Linked DNA regions of Homo sapiens: region 2 is linked to region 1. A link is an interaction called in ENCODE POLR2A ChIA-PET data of the cell type or tissue named here. Cell type or tissue: Panc1. All regions are shown on one strand. Each heading gives the region's core, and the rest is flanking DNA. Links, peaks and the distances in the headings are about the cores only.

Region 1 (17,374 bases), core at 6,478-11,477:
TCTCCTGATCTTGTGATCCGCCCGCCTTGGCCTCCAAGAGTGCTGGGATTACAGGCTTGAGCCACCGCACCCGGCCCTACTGTTACCTATTTCTACAAAAGAAGATTTACATAAAAAATATTCCTCCTAATGCCCAATACTATAATACTATAACTACTAAACTATTATCATCAAATTTCAATTTGAGAACAACAAAAAGACTTAGGCAGACAGATACAAGGGTAGCAATAAAAGAAAATTTGACTAGGCAAGGTAGCTCATGCCTATAATCCCAGCACTTTGGGAGTCTGAGGCGGGCAGTTCGCTTGAGCCCAGGAGTTGGAGACCAGCCTGGGAAACATGGCAAAACTTCGTCTCTACGCATGTGGCACCGGTGCCCACCTAAGGTCAGAGACATCAGAGACATGTGACACACTAAGACTGGACCCCATAGGAGGATGCTCTGGGGGATCCTGTGGACCTCAGCCTCCCCAAAGAGGATGCTCTTGCAGAGGTTCTGAGGTCTAGAAGTTCTGAGCCCTCCTCAGAATTCTCCCGCAGTTGTAACGCTGCTTGGCCCCAAAATTGTTTGGAATCTGGAGCTTACTGTTTAATGGGAAAATGGGATGGCGTTGCATGTATCCAGGCTTTTGTGCTGCGGTTCTAAGCAGGGGGCCTGATTAATGTGACGTTCTCCTTTGGTACTGTTTGGCCCCAGTGCTCTTCAGAGTCTGGGGAGGTTTGGCCTTTAATAATCAAACTGCCATGGAGACTGCTTTACCCAAAATTTTGGTTCACAGCCTTCATTGGATTATCTATTGGGGCAAAGTAAAACTGGCAAGCTTGTATTGCTACCTCATGGCTAAGGTTCCAAGCAATTGGATCTTCGTTTGTGTGTGTGTATAGATGTCTAGATGTATTTATTCGTATGTACACTTATTGTTACATGTTGTGTCTACCAAAATTGGCTTATAAGTAAGAGTGCTCATAAATTAAGTCTAAGCAATTTTCAAGTTCACGTGACTTAGAAGTATAACTCTACTAAACAAATTAGCTTCAAAATTATAGGTGGAATAAAAATAGAAATGCCTTCAGAATTGTCAGCATACATTTTGTCTGAATTTTATGTTTGTCTTTGCTAGGTATTTTTAAATGTCAGTGTTAATTCGGGCCTGCCTCTCATTCTATTCAAAGTCTCACTGAGATAAATGCACATCTGATTGCTTCCTTTGGAAGGACTAATCAGAAACTCAAAAGAATGTAACCGTTTGTCTCCCACCTACCTATGATCTGAAAGCCCCCAAGCCCCCTCCCCACCTCGAATTGTCCTGCCTTTCTGGAACGAACCAATGTTTATTTTACATGTGTTGGTTGATGTCTCGTGTCTCCCTTGTTAAAAGTAAAAATTAAGTACAGCAAATGGGATAAATGTTTTAGGTAAACTTTTTGTGTAAATTAAAATCTTAAAGTTATTTTCGATGCTCATTTAATATCTGGGTCATCTTCAACTAAGAAATGGTTGTGATATGGGGAAATATGTTTCTAAAATTGTGGAATTGTTCTTATCTATAAATGCCCATATCTGATAGTTCAGGATTTCTTGCTTTTTAGGGTTTCACTAAAGTTTTAGGTTACTAAGGATAAGAATTTTAGTTAACACGTAATTCTGTATACAAAATGTGCCAGAAAGGATTATGTTATTAGTGGAAGAAAGAATAATTTTGTCTAATTCAGAAGTTATCTAAAAGTCAGTTCAAATTACAGATTTAAAAGGTTATTTATGAAACAATGTAGTAAGGAGTCATTAAGTAGGGGAGAAAGATGTGGGAAAAGTTTAAATAATAAAATATTCTTTAAAACCCGATAGAGAATTGAAGACATAAGGCTAATTAACACTTTCATATTCAAAGCTCCTAGCCTTGATTAAAGTAAAATAAGAAGTATTGTAAAGAAATGCGGGCCAGGCACGGTGGCTCACGCCTGTAATCCCAGCACTTTGGGAGGCCAAGGTGGGTGAATCATGAGGTCAGGAGTTCGAGATCAACCTGGCCAACACGGTGAAACCCCATCTCTACTAAAAATACAAAAATTAGCTGGGCATAGCGGCACATGCCTGTAATCCCAGCTACTGGGGAGCCTGAGGCAAGAGAATTGCTTGAACTGCAAGCTCACTCAGCTTGCAGTGAGCTGAGATCGCACCACTGCACTCCAGCCTGGGTGACAGAGCAATACTCCATCTCAGGAAAAGGGAAGGGGAGGGGAGGGGAGGGGAGGGGAGGGGAGAGAAGAGAAGAGAGAAGAAAAGAAAGAAAGAAATCCATCAGCAGTTTGGCAATTCTTTTTTTAATATAGTTAAGCATGAAGCTGGATTTACTGTGGAGCCAAATTTCACACACATGCCTGCATTGCTTCACATTATGTTTACTGTTTTGCATAGATAGTGCTGGCACTGGAGTACTTACTGGTCATGTGCCTAAAGTGGATTTCTTGACTGCATAGAATGTATAATAGTACTGGTAAACTAAAGGATATTAAATTGTGTATCAGGAATAAAATATTCATTATGTGAGTTTTCTGGGGCCCTAGGTAACACTGTAGCCTCCAGGGTAAATTAAATAGGAAAATTTAGGGTTGGTTTCCTGTTTGTTTTTGCTTCTAGTTTTCATTCATTTGCTGTTTATTCTCCTCTGGCTTTGCTTGTGTATGCATATATATAAAAAACCATGATATTTTTTAGTTCCTAGTGGAAGGCTTTTACTTGGTTCCGCGAATGGTTATTTTGTTTCTGATGCATTTCTAGCAAGTCATCATTTGTTCCATTTATCTGGAATTCCTAAACTACCTTTATCAGTAGAGATTAATGGAGCACACCAGCTTTTCATCCTTAAGCTAACTTTTTGGATTTTAGGCCTCCTGATACTTTAACTGTGTTGAGTATATTCTTGTAAATAGAATTTGAATCATACTTCTCTTTCTCTGCCTAATTTCCCCCAAAAATCTGTAAACTATTTGTGAGTATTCTTAATTCATGGCAATGTGTTTGTCTGCATACAGTCAAGCAGGGTCACTAGGATCACTCAGAGAGAGAGAACCCAGAAAACTGGCATGCTGGCAAAAGGGTAAGAATTTCTTACCAGTCTATATCTGGCTTCTTTCTCTGTGCAAACTAGTTAAATATAAAGTAAAAGTCACTGTTTATCTCCTCCATAAAGTTTTAAATTAATTGCTGTAATAATAAGAAGCCAGGTTCAGTGGCTCATGCCTGTAATCCTAGCACTTTAGGAGGCCGAGGCAGGCAGATCACCTGAGGTCAGGAGTACGAGACCAGCCTGGCCAACATGGTAAAACCCCATCTCTACTAAAAATACAAAAATTAGCCAGGCATGGCGGGGCACGCCTGTAATCCCAGTTACTTGGGAGGCTGAGGCAGGAGATCACATGAACCCAGGAGGCAGAGGTGCAGTGAGCGGAGAGTGAGACTGTTGAAGGAGAAGGAGAAGGAGAATGAGAAGGAGGAGGAGAGGAAGAGGAAGAGGAGGAGGAGGAAGAGGAAGAGGAGCTTAAATCAAATATTTTGTCAGAAAAGTGAAAAGTGTAATGTCTTTTATCTAGTTCATGTGACTTGAGTAATTTCTGGGAAATAAGGATAGTTTTAAAGATAATTGGTAAAATATGTCTTCAAAATGTAAATATGTGGTTACATATTATGTTATGTATAATTATGTATAACATAATATGTAATTAAATTATGTTCAAATATTTGCTTTAGGGTCATAAGCTGTTTCTTTGGCTTTTGAAAATTGTTTAACTTGCCTGCTTTCCAGCTAGGTAAGGCCTGGGGACATGTGGAGTCATGACTATACATCAAACCTTATTGAACATAACTCACCAGGTTTTACATCAAAATTAAAATTTCTAAGAGTTGCCATTATAACATGCAATTAAGACTACTAGAAACAGTTTTACAGCTGGGTGTGGTGGCTCACGCCTGTAATCCCAACACTGTGGGAGGCCGAGGCGGGCTGATCACCTGAGGTCAGGAGTTCCAGACCAGCCTGGCCAACATGGGGAAACCCTGTCTCTACTAAAACTACAAAAATTAGCCTGGCATGGTGGTGCGCGCCTGTAGTCCTGGCTACCTGGGAGCCTGAGGGAGGAGAGTCACTTGAACCCGGGAGGCAGAGGTTGCAGTGAGCCGAGATAGCGCCACTGCACTCCAGCCTGGGCAACAGAGCAAGACTCCATCTCAAAACAACAACAAAAAAAGAAACAGTCTTACATACAATGTGTGTAAGAACAGTAGAATGTGAGGTTTTTTTGGTAAAAGGTTATAAAAGGTTTTTACTTCTTTAAAATTTCTGAGTCATCATTCTGGCAAAATAAATAATTTACGGGAATCTGGAATTCCAAAATCAAACTTCAGTTTCAAAATTGTCTTTTTTTTTTTTTAATTATTATTACACTTTAAGTTTTAGGGTACATGTGCACAATATGCAGGTTTGTTACTTATGTATACATGTGCCATGCTGGTGCACTGCACCCACTAACTCGTCATCTAGCATTAGGTATATCTCCTAATGCTATCCCTCCCCGCTCCCCCCACCCCACAACAGTCCCCAGAGTGTGATGTTCCCCTTCCTGTGTCCATGTGTTCTCATTGTTCAATTCCCACCTATGAGTGAGAATATGCAGTGTTTGGTTTTTTGTTCTTGCGATAGTTTACTGAGAATGATGATTTCCAATTTCATCCATGTCCCTACAAAGGACATGAACTCATCATTTTTTATGGCTGCATAGTATTCCATGGTGTATATGTGCCACATTTTCTTAATCCAGTCTATCGTTGGACATTTGGGTTGGTTCCAAGTCTTTGCTATTGTGAATAGTGCCGCAATAAACATACGTGTGCATGTGTCTTTATAGCAGCATGATTTATAGTCCTTTGGGTATAAAAACCCTAGAAGAAAACCTAGGCATTACCATTCAGGACACAGGCATGGGCAAGGACTTCATGTCTAAAACACCAAAAGCAATGGCAACAAAAGACAAAATTGACAAATGGGATCTAATTAAACTAAAGAGCTTCTGCACAGCAAAAGAAAACTACCATCAGAGTGAACAGGCAACCTACAAAATGGGAGAAAATTTTCGCAACCTACTCATCTGACAAAGGGCTAATATCCAGAATCTACAATGAACTCAAACAAATTTACAAGAAAAAAACAAACAACCCCATCAAAAAGTGGGCAAAGGACATGAACAGGCACTTCTCAAAAGAAGACATTTATGCAGCCAAAAAACACATGAAAAAATGCTCACCATCACTGGCCATCAGAGAAATGCAAATCAAAACCACAATGAGATACCATCTCACACCAGTTAGAATGGCAATCATTAAAAAGTCAGGAAACAACAGGTGCTGGAGAGGATGTGGAGAAATAGGAACACTTTTACACTGTTGGTGGGACTGTAAACTAGTTCAACCATTGTGGAAGTCAGTGTGGCGATTCCTCAGGGATCTAGAACTAGAAATACCATTTGACCCAGCCATCCCAAAATTGTCTTTTCTAATGCCTGGCTTTGTGGATGGATCAGAGGGCCCCTGAAAACATCTAGAAAAAAGGTAAACAGGATTATCTGACATGTTTAGGTACATGGGATTGCCAAAATTATGTTCAATCTTCTTTAGGATATATTTTTGTGGATAATGTATGTTCCAAAATTGTATGGGATTTCTAAAATCCCAATGTCTAAGTTTGGTTATTAAGTTATTGTAAACCATAGAAATAACCAAATTTCCTTGTATAAAGCTACTAACCCAAGTAAAACCAAAAAAAATTAAATATCAAGAAAATACTTTGTCCAATTTTCATTTTAAACCAACTGATACTGAAACTGTTTAAGATAGTTTATCATCAATGCTTGATCCCACATTCCTGGGAAAATAATTAAAGCTTCACATACATTTGGTGACCTGATGGGCCATTTAAACATTTTATAAAGGGATTTTATTAAATTGTTATTTTCAATGCATGTTTTCTGGTTGTATAAAAGCTTTCCCATGCAAGAGGGCTGATGCTAAAACAGTAGATTATTATACTACAGTGTATTTTTACCAGGTAAAGACAGTTTTTTATGGTTTGGATCTTCTGAGAACGTCAGAGAAAGACTGTCCTTCCCATCCACACTACAACAAAACTTCGGGACCTTGAACTTTGGGTTCATAATCTCACAACTGAGAGGGCTCTCTCCATACTTTTGGAACTGTGCACCCATTTGAATCCTTGAGGTAAAGCTAACCAAGGAAATTTCTCCCAAGAAAAAGATGACGTCCTTGATGTGAACAGTTTTTCCCCAAGTTCAGAGATTAAAACTTCTACTATCATGAAACTCTTATCTTTGAATGTTTTTCTTGCTTATAATGGAAAAGGAGTCTGTTATGTGCACTAATGGGGTGTACTTTTATTTTTGAAGGAGTTTGCAGCCAGCCTTATACTTCCATAGATAAAAGATGAAGACCCAATGTAGGTAAGAAACCTTAATGGTACATACGTTGCCTCATAATCAGTCAAAAACAAAACACTGGTTCACTACTCTTAACCCATATCATGGGTTAAAGAGAACACTGCCAGGAGGCCTTCACTGTTCTAAAAGGGCATCATTTGTTAGGTCCTTTTTCCAAGGTTAAAAGTAAAAGAAGTAGTGTTAGAAATGTATCCCTCATAATACACTCTATAGCAAATTCTACTGTAAAAGCTACTGTTACACAACAGACTTTAAATTCTCCTGTGAAAGTTATAATGGAATTGGCTGAACAGAGAAGTATGTGAACAGCTGCTGCTACTTGTGGCCTATAGAGAAATACATCCAATGAAGATTATAGAAATTCAGTGGTAGGCCAGGCGCAGTGGCTCATGCCTGTAATCCCAGCAGTTTGAGAGGTCGAGGTGGGTGGATTACCTCAGGTCAGGAGTTCGAGACGAGGCTAGCCAACATGGTGAAACCCCGTCTCTACTAAAAATACAAAAACTTAACTGGGCATGGTGGCACATGCCTGTAATCCCAGCTACTTGGGAGGCTGAGGGAGGAGAATTGCTTGAACCCGGGAGGCAGAGGTTGCAGTGAGCTAAGATCATGCCATTGCACTCTAGCCTGGGCAAGATAGCAAGACTCTGTCTCAAAAAAAAAAAGATATTCAGTGGCAGGGGATTAACAAAGAAATTGCCTAGGCAAGTGAGTAAAATCTTTAGCTCATTCTTTGTTCTATTTGAATTTAGGAGGTTTGTTTTACGGGGACCTTGGGTAAGCAACTCTTGGTATTACCCTCCCAAATAGTCATAATAATAGTCTCTCTCGTGCACTGTATTCTCTCAAAGGTTTTAAATGCTTGCATGCAGCCATCTCTAGAATGTCATATGGTCTCTCTTCAACTGAAATGACAAGAGCTGAAAGAAATGTGTGACCATGAGGACACCGTAACCTATGAATGACGTGCTGAGACCAGAAACCCAAAATAATGGTAACTGAGAGTGATACTAAGGCCCTAAATTTTGGTCACACTCTCACCTAAGTGAGAACCTGACCAAAAAGGGGGAATTTTTTAAACAAAATTCTGGGAGGCCATCGTTTTGGACTAATCTCATGCACTAGGCCCCAAGAGACCAAACCAAACTAAAATGGAGTCGTTCATGCTAAGGCTTTAAGGAAACATGTAGATCCTAGAATAGACCAGGTTTTGTTTTATCGCCTGCAAACTCTGTAACAAACATTCCTGACAGCATAGGTACCCACCCTCTGAAGCCCCCATTAAATATTTTAATCCAATTCATTTCCTCTCGCCTAGAGACCATCAAACTTAAGATGATCAGGCAACAAAGGTTCCAGCCAGTTCCAGGTGAAGACACCACCCCTGGCCATCAAGGAGCTACCCTGCTTCCACTAGACAGAGCAGGGAGACAGTTCCACGATCCCCAATAGGTAGGGACTATGCCTCAAGCCAGCATGAAACAAGCTACAGAAAAAAAAAAAAGACCAACGGTCCCCCTCTGCCGCCCATAAAGATTTCTCAGGGTCACATCTCTCAGGGGCAGATGAGGTAGGAAAATAGGGCCTGAAGGCACGGAACATAAGGCCAACTCACACTTCAGCTATGACAGGAAATATCCTCTCCATGGGGCAGAGGCCAAGTAAATGACTATAACTTTACTTCATTCTCTCCATTTATATAGGGCGTACCTGAAGTAACTAATGGAATCCTCTAGAAAGTATTTAACCTCCCTTACATAGGGCATACTCGAAGTAACTAATGGAATCCTCTAGAAGGTATTTAAACTCCTCAAAATTCTGTAACGGGGCTCTTGAGCCCCTATGCTCGGGCCTGCTCCCACACTGTGGAGTGTACTTTCATTTTCAATAAATCCCGTCATTCCTTCCTTGTTTTGTCTGTGCATTTTGTCCAATTCTTTGTTCAAGATGTCAAGAACCTGGACACCCTCCACCGATGACACTATTACCCAAATAATGCTTGTTTACCTTCAACTCCTGCTTTCAAGTTCTAACCACAGAATATCAAAATAGCACTAACACATACCATAACAAACCGATAGAAATTGGCTACAATTTAAATAATCCTAAGTGGTTTATAAAAAATAACAGCTGCTAGCAATCATCATTGTTAAGATAATGATAATAACCGAAGTATCACTGTCGCACATAAGTCCAATCGATTGAGCTAAGTCTTCTACATTCAGTATCTCTAATCCTCCCAACATTTCTGAAGTATTGATCCTAAACATAGGATTCATAGGAAAAAAACACATTACTGTCACACATGTACCACACACAGCTGAATCTCAGACTGCTTTCATCCTTTATATGCTACAGGAGGGGCCCACACAGCCCCAAGGAGAGGAGGTGGGGCAGTAACCGCGACTGTACAACAGCTTGGGCCCAGGCCAGAGAGGGTGGCCAGACAGGGTCAAGAGAACAGCTGTAGTACAGGGACAGAGCAAACAACTACCTGAGAATGACAAAAGTCAGGTTTCTTACCAACAACAAAGAAAAACATAGGAAAGGAGAAGGCTAGAATGAACCCTGTGCCACTGACTTGCAACTGAAGGTAGTGATGTGAACTCGTTTAATATACACAGATAGATATAGCTAAAAATATATGGATATAAATGAATGTATTTTTTAGTACTGTCCAATGAGAGTGCCTGGGAGCAGCAACACATCTGTAATCAGCATACCTACACCTAGATTTTGGTTTCTAAATACTGTTCTCCACTGAGCAGAACCAACGTCCTCAGATAAATGTCTATCTCCTGGACTGGGGCAGAAAAAGTGTAAGATAAAAAAATATTTTGTTGTGCCAGGAAGTAAGGAAGTGTTCAAATGAGGATGGGAACAAGTCAAAGAGACACAGAAGCCAACTCACTGAAGAACATGGGAATCCTTATATCCACACTGCCTTAGTCACTTTAGGCTGTTACAACAAAGTACCTCAGACTGCATAATTTATAAACAACAGAAATTTATTGCTCACAGTTAAAGAGCCTGTATAGTTCAAGATCAAGTCACCAGCAGATTTGATGTCTGGTGAAGCCCTCGTAAATGGCGCCTCCTATGTGTCCTCACATGGTAGAAGGGCAAAGAGGCTAACATGTTCCCTCAGGCATCTTTATCAGGGCACTAATACCATTATTGAGGGCTCTACCCTCAAGATCTCTTCACCACCCAAAGGCTCTATCTTCTAATACCATCACCTTGGTGATCACTTTCAACATATGAATTTTACAGGGATACAAACATGCAGATCACAGCACACATTGGTATTAAAAAAAAAAAGAGTAAATTCCTCCTTACAGTAAAATTGCCAACTAATAAATTTAGAAGCAATGACAGAATTAGCACTTTGGCAATCATCATAGTAACAATTTAGACAAGAAATATCAACGAACACTAAAACTAGTGGGTGAAAACAGAATGAGGAATGGGAGAGCTACATACTACCAAAATATCTCCCTATAAAATATTAATAACAAAAAATAATAATAACCTTACAGTGGAGAATCCTGGCAAACACATTAATCAAAGGATCAAAGTTAACACCACCAATAATGGACAAATAGACACTATATGCATCTGATAAGATGCAGTAAGAAAAATGCACATCACCTGGGCACGGTGGCGCACACCTAGAATCCCAGCACTTCGGGAGGCCAAGGCAGGAGGATTGCTCGAGCCCAGGATTTTCAGACCAGCCCTGGCAATGTGGGCTGTCTCTACAAAAAATTTAAAAATTAGCGGGGTGTGGCGACACATGCCTGTGGTCCCTGCTACTTGGGAGGCTGAGGTTGGAGGATTGCTTGAGCCTGGGAGGTAGAGGTTACAGTGAGCCACAGTCACACCACAGCATTCCAGCCTGGGCAACAGAGTGAGACTATCCCAAAAAATACATAGATACATACATACATACATACATACATACATACATACATACATACCCATACAAACGTACATAAGAAAAGAAAAACATACATGGCTTCTGTGATATTCCTGCCTCAAATGCGTAACTCAAATGCACAAGGAAACATCAGAGAAACCCAAAGCGAGGAATGTTCTACAAAATGGCCTGTAATCCTCAAAAATGTAAAGGTCATAAAAGTCAAGGAAAGACTGACAAACTATTTCAGTTTGAAAAACACAGGCTGGGCCCGGTGGCTCACACCTGTAATGCCGGCACTTTGGGAGGCCAAGGCCGGGCAAATTGCTTGAGCCCAGAAGTTCAAGACCTGCCTGGGCAATACGGTGAAACCCTATCTCCACAAAAAAATGATTAGCCGGGTGTGGTAGAACATGCTTGTAGTCCCAGCTACTCAGGAGGCTGAGATGGGAGGATCCCTTGAGCCTAGGAAGTCGAGGCTGCAGTGAGTCGAGATCGGGCCACTGCACTGCAGCCTCGGCAACAGAGCAAGACTCTGTGAGAAGAAAAGAAAAAAGAAAAACACTACAGACATAAGTGGATGCAATACATGATTCATGACTGGATCCTTTTGTCGAAGATTACATTGTTAAAGCAACAGATGAAACTCAATGGGGTTTCTGGATAAGGAATATGTGGAAGTTCTTTGCACTGTTCTTTGCAACTTTCCTGGAAGTTGAAAAATGTTTCAAAATTAAATTTAAGGCCGGGCGTGGTGGCTCACACCTGTAATCTCAGCACTTTAGGAGGCTGAGGCCGGTGGATCACCTGAAGACAAAGTTGAGACCAGCCTGGTCAACATGGTGAAACCCCATCTCTACTAAGAATATAAAAATTAGCTGGGTGTGGTGGCGGGCACCTGTAATCCCAGCTACTTGGGAGGCTGAAGCAGGTGAATTACTTGAACCCAGGAGGCAGAGAATGCAGTGAGCAGAGATCGCACCACTGCACTCCAGCCTGGGAGACAGAGTGAGACTCCATCTCAAAAAAAAAAAAAATTTAATTTAAAAATCACTTCTGTAAAAGAATGTTACTTCACAGCTACACTTATACTTAATTAAATGTGTTGTAAAAGATGGACCTAAGGCTGGGCACGGTGGCTCACGCCTGTAATCCCAGCACTTTGGGAGGCTGAGGTAGGTAGATCACTTGAGACCAGGAGTTCAAGACCAGCCTGGCCTACATGGTGAAACCCTGTCTCTACTAAAAATACAAAACTTAGCTCAGCATGGTGGTAGGCGACTGTAGTCCCAGCTACTCGGGAGGTTGAGGCTGGAGAATCACTTGAACCCAGGAGGCAGAGGTTGCAGTGAGTCAAGATAGTGCCTTTGCACTCCAGCCTGGGAGACAGAATGAGACCCTGTCTCAAAAAAAAAAAAAAAAAGATGGCCTTAAGTTGGTTAATATAAAACAAAAATGGAAACGTAGGAAGAAAAGGAGAGTTAAAGTTCTCTACAGGACTCAGTTTGACATTCCTAACAGGTAGAACTGTTTCATATTTTTCAAGTAACATGTAGCTATTTTGCCTCAATATCTCCTAATCAAATACACAGTTTAGGGAAGTGCTACATGTATTAGACACGTGCTTTCATATATCAGAAACTCCGAAAGTACAAAAACTGCAACTACACTTAGAGAAAGAAATCAATAATGGTAAAAGTAACCAAATGGCAATTATTTTGCACTCTAGTATGTAAAGGAAAAAAAAGCTATCTCTAAACATGATAAAAGTAAACTAAAGCCAGTCAGTCCTGCAATTCCCAAAACTACAGTTCTTTCTGAAAAGATGACCATATTTACTTCCACTCCCCACATTCCCTCAAAAATACAACATATTAAAAAGGATAACATATATTATATATAAGGATATAATATATGACATATATGTAAGATGTTATCCTTTTTAATGTTATATTAAATTCTATATATTTAATAACAAAAAGAAAAAAATAAAATAACCTTACAGTGGAGAATATATTATAAGGATATAATATCTGATATCCTTTTTTGTTGTCAGATAAAAAACTGTAAGATAATACTTGGTCATCAGCCATTCAAAATGATGTTGCAGAAATCTATTCTCTGGCAAAAAAAAATTTACAAGTAAAAAACCTGGTCTACGCACGGTGGAAATCCATTTGTATATTTTTAAATACATACAAACAAAAATGCAATAAAAAAGATTCAGAAGAAGTTAGCAGGGCGCGGTGGCTCACGCCTGTAATCCCAGCACTTTGGGAGGCCAAGGCGGGCGGATCACAAGGTCAGGAGTTCCAGAACAGCCTGGCCAATATGGTGAAACCCCATCCATACTAAAAGTACAAAAATTAGCCAGGCGTGGTGGCGGGCACCTGTAGTCCCAGCTATTCTGGAGGCTGAGGCAGGATAAACGCTGAATCCAGGAGGCGGAGGTTGCAGTGAGCTGAGATCATGCCACTGCACTCCAACCTGGGTGACAGAGCAAAGCTCTGTCTCAAAAAACAAAAAAAAAAAGATTCAGAACTTTATCCCTAAATACAAACAACAGTTGTCTCTGAAGGTGTGATTATGAGTGATTTTTATTTTCTTCCTTTTCCTAACATGATTTTGTGATTTCTCCAACATGTATATTATTTTTACACTAAAGATAAAGGTTAAAAATATTTAAATATTATATGAATTTAAAAGTTACTATTTCGTCTTCTACTAGTGTATTCTTGGTGAATCTTAGAAGAGAGTCCCAGCATCATGAGACAATAATGCCTGGTAACATAAGACTTCCCTTAATAACAAGGCCCACTTGAATATCACCTTTAAGAAAAAAATATATATATAGATATACATACACACATATATACATACATATGTGTGTATATATGTATATACACGCATGTGTATGTGTATATATATCTATATATAGATATAATTTTGTTAATTATAGATGATAGTATAAGGCAGGATCAGCTGGGCGCAATGGCTAGCACCTATAATCCCAGCGCTTTGGGAGGCCGAGGCAGGCAGATTGCTTGAGGCCAGGAGTTCGAGACCAGCCTGGCCAACACGGCAAAACCCCATCTCTACTAAAAACACAAAAATTAGCTGGGCATGGTGGCACACGCCTGTAGTCCCAGCTACTCAGCAGGCGGAGGCAGGACAGTCACTTGAACCTGGGAGGCAGAGTTTGCAGTGAGCCAAGATAGCGCCACTACACTGCAGTCTGCGTGACAGAGTGAGACTTTGTCTCCAAAAAAAAAAGGCCGGGCGTGGTGGCTCATACCTGTAATCCCAGCACTTTGGGAGGCCGAGGTGGGAGGAGCACCTGAGGTCAGGAGTTTGAGACCAGCCTGGCCAACATGGTGAAAATCCCATCTCTACTAAATATATAAAAATTAGCCAGGCATGGTGGAGGACACCTGTAATGGTGAAGGGCACCTGTAATCCCAGCTACTCAGGAGGCTGAGGCAGGGAGAACTGCTTGAACCCATGAGGTGGAAGTTGCAGTGAACCAAGATTGAGCCACTGCACTCCAGCCTGGGTGGCAGAGCAAGACTCCGTCTCAAAAAAAAAAAAGAAGTATAAGACAGGATCTCTGGACCTAGACTTCCAGGACTCAAATTCCAGCTACACTATTTACTGGCCACATGATTTTGATAAAATTATGTAACCTCTCTGTGCTAGTTTCCTTATGTATAAAATAGGATTCCTGCTAATTACTGAACTATTTAAAACACTTTGTCCCTGGCACATAGTAAACACTCATTGAACTATTATTGTTATTTTTTTTTAATGTTTTCTTTTTAGAGGCAGGGTCTTGCTCAGTTGCCCAGGCTAGAGTGTACTGGCACAAGCATAGCTCACTATAACTCAAATTGGCTCAAGCCATCCTTCTGCCTCAGCCTCCCAACGTGCTGGGATTACAGGCATGAGCTACCACACCTGGCCTATTTGATTATTCTTATAAATTATTAACTTTTTTTAAAGGTGAGGCTGCTGAAGCATTAAAATCAGTTAAATCATTTGCCTGAAAACAAAATGCTGGCTTTGGGGGCTTGGGGGGAAGTGAGGGACAGAGAGACAGAGGGAGACAGAGATAGACACATATAAACATAGCACTATCATGAGTCTAGAGAGAAAGAGACAGACACATATAAACATAGCACCATCAAGAGTCTAGAGAGAAACAGAGACAGACACAAACATTGCACTATCATGAGTCTCTTTTCCTAAATTGCTAATTTTTTTTTTTTTTTTTGAGATGGAGTCTCACTCTGTCGCCCAGACTAGAGTGCAATGGCACAATCTCGGCTCACTGCAACCTCCGCCTCCCAGGTTCAAACAATTTTCCTGCCTCAGCCTCCCGAGTAGCTGGGATTACAGGCGCCCGCCACTACGCCCAGCTACTTTTTTCTATTTTTAGTAGAGACGGGGTTTCACCATGTTGCCCAGGCTGGTCTTGAACTCCTGACCTCATGATCCACCCGCCTCAGCCTCCCAAAGTGCTGCTAAATTGCTAATCTTTTTTTTTTTTAAGACGAAGTCTCACTGTGTTGCCCAAGCTGGAGTGCAGCGGCATGATCTCGGCTCACTGCAACCTCCACCTCACGGGTTCAAGCAATTCCACTGCCTCAGCCTCCCGAGTAGCTGGGACTACAGGCACATGCCACCATGTCTGACTAATTTTTTTGTATTTTTAGTAAAGACAGGGTTTCACCATGTTGGCCAGGCTGGTCTCAAACTCCTGACCTCGTGATCCACCCGCCTCAGCCTCCCAAACTACTGGGATTACAGGCATGAGCCACCGTGCCCGGCCTAAATTGCTAATCTTAAGAATGACAAATGGAAGGTATGTAGCACAGTGCTCAGTAAGTATTTCCTTCCTTTCTTCCTTCTTTTCCCAATCCATCTGTTTCTTCCTATACAGAAATACACCTAGTTCAGCTTTCATTGTTGACATTTAAAAAAAAAAAAAAAAGAGGGCCGGGCACAGTGGCTCATGCCTGTAATCCCAGCACTTTGGGAGGCCGAGGCAGGCGGATCACGAGGTCAGGAGATTGAAACCATCCTGACTAACACGGTGAAACCCTGTCTCTACTAAAAATACAAAAAAAAAGTAGCCGGGCATGGTGGTGGGTGCCTGTAGTCCCAGCTACTCGAGAGGCTGAGGCAGGAGAATGGCGTGAACCCGGGAGGTGGAGGTTGCAGTGAGCCGAGATCGCGCCACTGGACTCCAGCCTGGGCGAAAAAGCGAGACTCCATCTCAAAAAAAAAAAAAAGAAAGAACGAAGAAATAGACATGGTTTAGTCATTCACATTCCCAAACCACCTTTCCTACAGACTTTCATTTATAAGTTAACTGTAGCCAGGCGTGGTAGCATGCACCTATAATCCCAGCTACTCTGGAGGTTGAGGTGGGAGGACTGCTTGAGCCTAGAAGTTTGAGGACAGCCCGGGCAACACAGTAACACCCAGTCTCTTTTTAAATTATTTTTTAAGACAGAGTCTCACTCTGTCACCCAGGCTGGAGTGCAGTGGTGCAATCTTGGCTCACTGCAATTTCTGCCTCCTGGGTTCAAGCAATCCACCCACTTCAGCCTCCTAAGCAGCTGAGCGCCACCACACCTGGCTAATGTTTTTTGGTAGAGATGGGGGTTCTGCCATGTTACCCAGGCTGTTCTCAAACTCCTGGGCTCAAGGTTCCACCCCCTCAGTCTCCCAAAGTGCTGGGGTTATAGGCATGAGCCACCACCGTCCTCGGTGACCCTGTCTCTTAACAAGAAAAAGTTAAATTAAATGTACTTGTTTTAACTCCGTTCCAAATAAGTAGCCTTACATTAGGAAATTACACTTTGGTCTTTTCCAAGTCAAATTTTTTTTTTTCAGAATTCCATTAGTCAAAAGAGACCCATAATTTAAAAATGCTAGAAACTTAAGAGAACATGAAATATACTTTTTGAATGATTACTTAGAACTCACTTTTATCCTCAATTTCCCTGCCTTTTATATGCACAAAATGTCAGGAAGGAAAAACACCTACGTCAGGAGACCTGAGTTCCAACTGTCCCCAGGCCAATAATTGGGCCACCAACCTCAAGTTGGTGATTTTGCCCCTTTAGCAAAAAGAAGTAAGTAGGCCATGTTACTAATAGACCCCTGCTAGCTCCAAAATTCTACAGCCTCTTGCACAAACGTGGAAGTGAACAATTCACAGGCAATTTCTTGACTCAAAGATGTTTCCTCTGACTGTACTCTCCCATTTCCCCTTGTCTTCTTAGAGAGCTCTTGTTCACCTTCCATTAATTATCACCCACTTCTTTCATGAAACTTTCCTAAAGCCTAAGTAGAACAAATTGCTACACATACTTTGGGCCCCCATGATTGTATTGCATCTATCATAGATGACGATATACCATCCACCATCTCTGGAATCTCTTATCTTCCTCTACGCCTGGCACACAGCAGGTGCTAAGGATGTGTTTAAAAGATTTGAGTCCACAAAATTAAATGAGGTCCCTGTGAAGTTTCCGTATCTACCATGAGAGTTTAGCTTAATCTGAAGATACACAGAGGCCAAACTGCGGCACAACCAAAGCTCTGTCCCAGCCAAACCCACATATGCAGTGCAAATTTATCCTGAGCATTTATACAAAAGCTACACAAAGGTATCATTCCTGCAGATGATCTGGGAACCCACTCTGGGGATTATCCTAATCTGTCTCAACTCCCTATCCAAAAATCTCTATACCCTGCTCTCCTTTGTTCCATGGCACTTACAACCTTCCGCCATACTACATGATTTATTGATGTTCAGTATTTACGGACACTTACCAGAACATAAGCCCCACCAATGCAGGGATTTTTTTCTCTCTTGTCACAAATGGTGCCCAACATCCACATCAGTGCCAGGCACAGTGATTTTTTTTCTTTTTTTGAGAC
Region 2 (5,000 bases), core at 1-5,000, 200 kb before region 1:
CCAAGTGCGGGACCTACCGAGCGCGTGCCCACCCGGAACTCGTGCTGGCCCGCGAGGGCGGCGTGCTGCCCTGGTTCCTGCCGGCGCCTCTCCCTCCACACCTCCCCGCAAGCAGAGGGAGCCGGCTCCGGCCTCGACCAGCCCAGAGAGGGGCTCCCACAGTGCAGTGGTGGGCTGAAGGGCTCCTCAAGTGCAGCCAGAGTGGGCACAGAGGCCGAGGAGGTGCCAAGAGTGAGTGAGGGCTGCCAGCATGCTGTCACCTCTCACTGGGATTACAGGCACCCGCCACCACGCCTGGCTAATTTTTGTATTTTTATTAGAGATGGGGTTTCACCATGTTGACCAGGCTGGTCTCGAACTTCTGACCTCAGGAGATCCTCCCACCTCGGCCTCCCAAAGTGCTGGGATTACAGGCATAAGCCACCGCATCTGGCTATTTTTCAATATTTTTTAAAGCATCAAAAAGATCCCAAGATATAAAGCGATTACCAGGCCAAAACTGAAGGAAAAGTAGAGACTAGAGGGAAAAGCCAGCACAGAAGCAGGATTTCCCTGATGGCATCTGGCAGCCCAGGAGAATAAAATCAAAGCGCAAGGCCCACACACTGTGGAGATTCTACTAGGAAAAGCTCTCCTCAGTAAGCTGGAGTTCCAAAGGACTGTAACTTCAGAAAACAGTGAAGCATTATCACCCTGGTGGAACAAGAAACCTGGAACCATGATCATGGTTAAGCCGTAATCCCAGACTGGTACTTGCTGCTGCCTGACAGAAGCAATACAAAACTTCTCTAGAGGCGGCACCTTAATTTTGCACCTCAATTTATATTTGTATAAATAAACTTTTAATATAAACAATCCACAATCAAAGGACACAAGAAAAAGAAAAGCTCCATGAGAGGGAAACAGTAGAAACCACAAGCATAAGAACCGAGTTCAAAACCTTCCAATATTATCAGACACAGAGATAAAAAAATTCACTATGTTTAAAAACATAAAAGACAAGCTTGCAAATATCTTCAGGAAAGAGGAAAATACACAAAGTGACATAACAAAAATTTGAAAGAAACAACTTCTAAAAACAAAATAAAATGGAAAGCTCAACAAACCAGTTTAATAGCAGATTAGACATGACTGAAGACAGAGTTCATCAGAAGTAATGATCAAGAAATGCACAATATAAAGACAGACTAAACATACTACAGCGTTTGAGAGACATGGAGAATCAAGTGAGCTTGTCTCACTTTATTGATTTAATTGAAGTTCCATAAGGAGAAAAAAGAGAAAGATGTAGAAGCAATATCGAAGTAACAGCTTCCCAGTACTAATGAAAGATTTCAAGCCAGATTCAAGCCAAATGAATCCCAAATAGAATAAATTTTTAAAAATTCAAACTGATACACATCATGATGATACTGTGCAGCCTGGATAACATAGCAAGATCCTATGTCTTAAAAAAAAAGAATTAAACTTAGCCAGGTGACCATGGTGGCACACACCTGTAGTCCCAGCAACTTGGGAGGCTGAGGTGGGAGGATCATTTGAACCTAGGAGTTTGAGGCTGCCGTGAGCCATGATTGTGCCACTGCACTCCAGCCTGAACAACAGAGAAAAACCCCAACACTAAAAAAAAGGAAAAAGAAACTGTAAAACCCCCAACTACAACAATAAAAAAGCATAAGTGCACTCATAGATAAAAAGGAGATTAAATACAAATGAGTAATAGGCTGACAGTTAACTTCTCAACAGAAAACACTGGAAGCCAGAAAATAGTGGGATATATTTCTTAATAGACTATGTTTTAGGGCAACTTTATTTTCACCGCAAAGTTGAAAGTACAGGGGGCTCCGATATACTCCCTGCACCAACACATGATAGTAGCCTTTCCACTATCAGCAACCCATACCAGAGTGGTACATTTTTTACACTTGATGAACCTACATTGACACATCATTATCGCCCAGATTCCATAGTTTACATTAGAGTTCACTTTTGGTGTTATGCTTGCTATGGGTTTAGACAAATGCATAATGACATGTATCCACTATTAGAGTAGCAGATATAATGGTTTTACAGTCCTAAGAGTCCTCTGTGCCCCACTCTCATTTTGCATGAATCATTCCACCTCCCTGAAAGTCACTGTCTGCTCTCCCAACCATATCTGGTCTATTTCCCTGTAACAAATAAAAACCAAATTACAATATAAAGCTTTCCCATATCTCCCTCCTCTGAAGTCCTGTGCAGTTACAGAGTGTGAATATAAAGTAACAAGGACTTCTTTAAATGAAGAAGAAATCAGAATTTATTAAATAATATCCTTAATATACTAAAATATTTAACAACTAGAATTCTACATCAAATAATCTGTCAAAGATAAAGGCAAATAAAGATATTTCCAGAAAAGCAAAAATAGGAGCATTTTACTACAAATAGACCTTCAAGTAAAGGAAATTTTAAAGGGTATATTTGAGGCAAAGGGAAAGTACTCCCAGATAGAATGAAAGAAGACAGAAAAAAATAAAAAGCAAAATAAAGTGATAAGTACATAAATCTAAATAAACATTATCTGCATAATATAACAATAGTAATACCCTGTGGTCAATCAATTCATGCCAAAAATATCATGTAAGATGAAAGTGAGGTATATGAGGTTAAGGTATCCCCAGGACCTTGTATTATCGAAGAAAAGGATAAAGGTGTTGATTTATTTTAAGCTTTGATAAATTAAATACTTATGTTGGAATTTTCAGGGAAACCACTAAAAAATAGAAATAGAGTATATGATATCCAAATGCAGTTAAGGTAAAAAAGCAATAAGAAAAAGATAACTAGAAAATGTATTTAAAAGGCCAGGCATGGTGGCTCATGTCTGTAATCCCAGCACTGTGGGAGGCCCTAGGTGGGCAGATCACCTGAGGTCGGGAGTTCGAGACCAGCCTGACCAACATAGAGAAACCCCATCTCTGCTAAAAATACAAAATTAGCCAGGCGTGGTGGCGCATGCCTGTAATCCCAGCTACTTGGGAGGCTGAGGCAGGAGAATCACTCGAACCTGAGAGGTGGAGGTTACAGTGAGGCAAGATAGCACCACCACACTCCAGCCTGGGCAACAAGAGTGAAACTCCGTCTCAAAAAAAAAAAAAAAAAGAAAATGTATTTTAAAACTAAGAAATAAACTTATGGATTTTGCATAGGACAAAGAAGGAATCACAATGGAAATTATAAAATACCTTGAACTACAATATAATTGACTATATATATGTAGAGAGAGAGGGAGAGAACCCTTTCCATCTTGGAAGGGTCAGCAGTTCACCCTTAGAAAGATAAATCATTATGCCAGATTGATAATGTGGAAAATCTCCCAAAAGATAATGGCTTTTATTTTCTTCTCTTTGACATTGTGACTATAAAGAGTTTTTATTCTTTACTTTCATTTTAGAGAAGTCTCTAGAGGAAAGAGAGATGAACATGTTTCAATCAGCCACATGTTTCACTAGGTCATTTTAAACCTCTATAAAAAATAGCACAATCTGATGCATTGTTTCTTTTTTTCTTTCAGAATTTTAAAATTTACCGTTAAAACAAACAAACAATCTCTACCTATATTTTTTATTTCAAGCACAGGACAGAATCATTCACAAGCCATCTATATTTCTGAGAATTTTTCCTGTTTTCAGAGACCTTCTAAGATAAACTTCCAACTCCTTTCATTACAGGACTATGTTTATATTTAAAACATTTTTGGTGGGATGTGGTGGCTCACACCTATCATCCCAGCACTTTAGGAGGCCAAGGCAAGAGGATTGCTTCAGCCTGGATTTCGAGATCCGCCTGCACAACATAGCAAAATTCTTTCCCTAAATTAAAGATAAAAAATAAATTAGCCACTCACGGTGGTGCACACCTGTAGGCCCAGCTGCTTGGGAGGCTGAGGTGAAAGGATCACTTGGGCCCAAGAGGTTGGGGCTTTAGTGAGCCATGGTCACGCCACTGTACTCAAGCCTGGACAATAGAGTGAGACCCTGTCTCAAAAATAAATAAATAAATAAACAATTTTTACAAGCATTTTTTTTTTTTTTTGAGATGGAGTTTCGCTCTTGTTGCCCAGGCTGGAGTGCAATGGCTCAGTCTTGGCTCACCGCAACCTCCGCCTCCCGGGTTCAAGCCATTCTTCTGCCTCAGCCTCCTCAGTAGCTGGGATTACAGGCATGTGCCATCATGCCCAACTAATTTTGTATTTTTTGTAGAGACAGGATTTCTCCATGTTGGTCAGGCTGGTCTCGAACTCGCAACCTCAGGTGATCCACCCACCTCAGCCTCCCAAAGTGCTGGGATTACAGGCGTGAGCCACCACGTCCGGCCAACAGGCATTCTTAATACACACTCAAACACCTTCCTCACATTAACCCAGGTAATTAACCAGCTTCCTTACAATGAAAACCAGCTATTGTCTACCTTCTGATCTCTATTTTTTCTCCTTAATCTAATTGAAGTAAAGCAATATTTAGTGTGGCTTAGAAAGAAGATGCACAGAAAATGATTACAGAATTCCAAAATTTAAGCATTGTGTGGCTGTAGGTGTGCAGGAGCTATGTGTTGACTCGTTTTGTATTAAAGGTAGAAAATTCTAAGCTAGGTATATTACTTGAAACAGAAAATTAGTTTAACAATAATAATAAAAGCAAACAAAAACAATCTCCAACTGGACTTAAACGTGTTGACAAACTACATAAGCTACGAAGTACATTTTGCTTTCCTAAATATACATGAGTTAATCAAGATACCAAATACTGGGATTGTTTGGTTTATTAATAGAATGTATGTTGAATAGGCCGGGCGCAGTGGCCCACACCTATAATCCCAGCACTTTGGGAGGCCAAGGCAGTGGACCACGTGAGGTCAGGAATTCAAGACCAGCCTGACCAACGTGGTCAAACCCCATCTCTACTAAAAATACAAAAATTAGCCAGGCGTCGTGGTGTGTGCCTGTAGACCCAGCTACT

What was found. Peaks named below come from ENCODE experiments on the same cell type or tissue, not always from the same donor. Only the 100,000 strongest peaks of a DNase experiment are listed, where the experiment ranks them.
Region 2: POLR2A ChIA-PET joins it to region 1 with 6 read pairs; 5 of 35 experiments call an interaction of 5 or more read pairs at or near these places.

What each region holds. Positions count from the first base shown.
Region 1 is chr4:70,906,370-70,923,743 of GRCh38, reverse strand. The region is part of intron 1 of MOB1B (MOB kinase activator 1B); the gene reads right to left. Among named protein-coding and RNA genes, the nearest start is that of MOB1B, 13 kb to the right of the region's middle. RefSeq lists a silencer at 8,818-9,112. In Panc1, for the core only: no CTCF peak of the experiment used is centred there; no DNase peak of the experiment used is centred there; H3K4me3 peaks cover 1,180 bases; H3K27ac peaks cover 1,321 bases.
Region 2 is chr4:71,116,021-71,121,020 of GRCh38, reverse strand. It overlaps a transcript of SLC4A4 not described here. Among named protein-coding and RNA genes, the nearest start is that of SLC4A4, 69 kb to the left of the region's middle. In Panc1, for the core only: no CTCF peak of the experiment used is centred there; no DNase peak of the experiment used is centred there.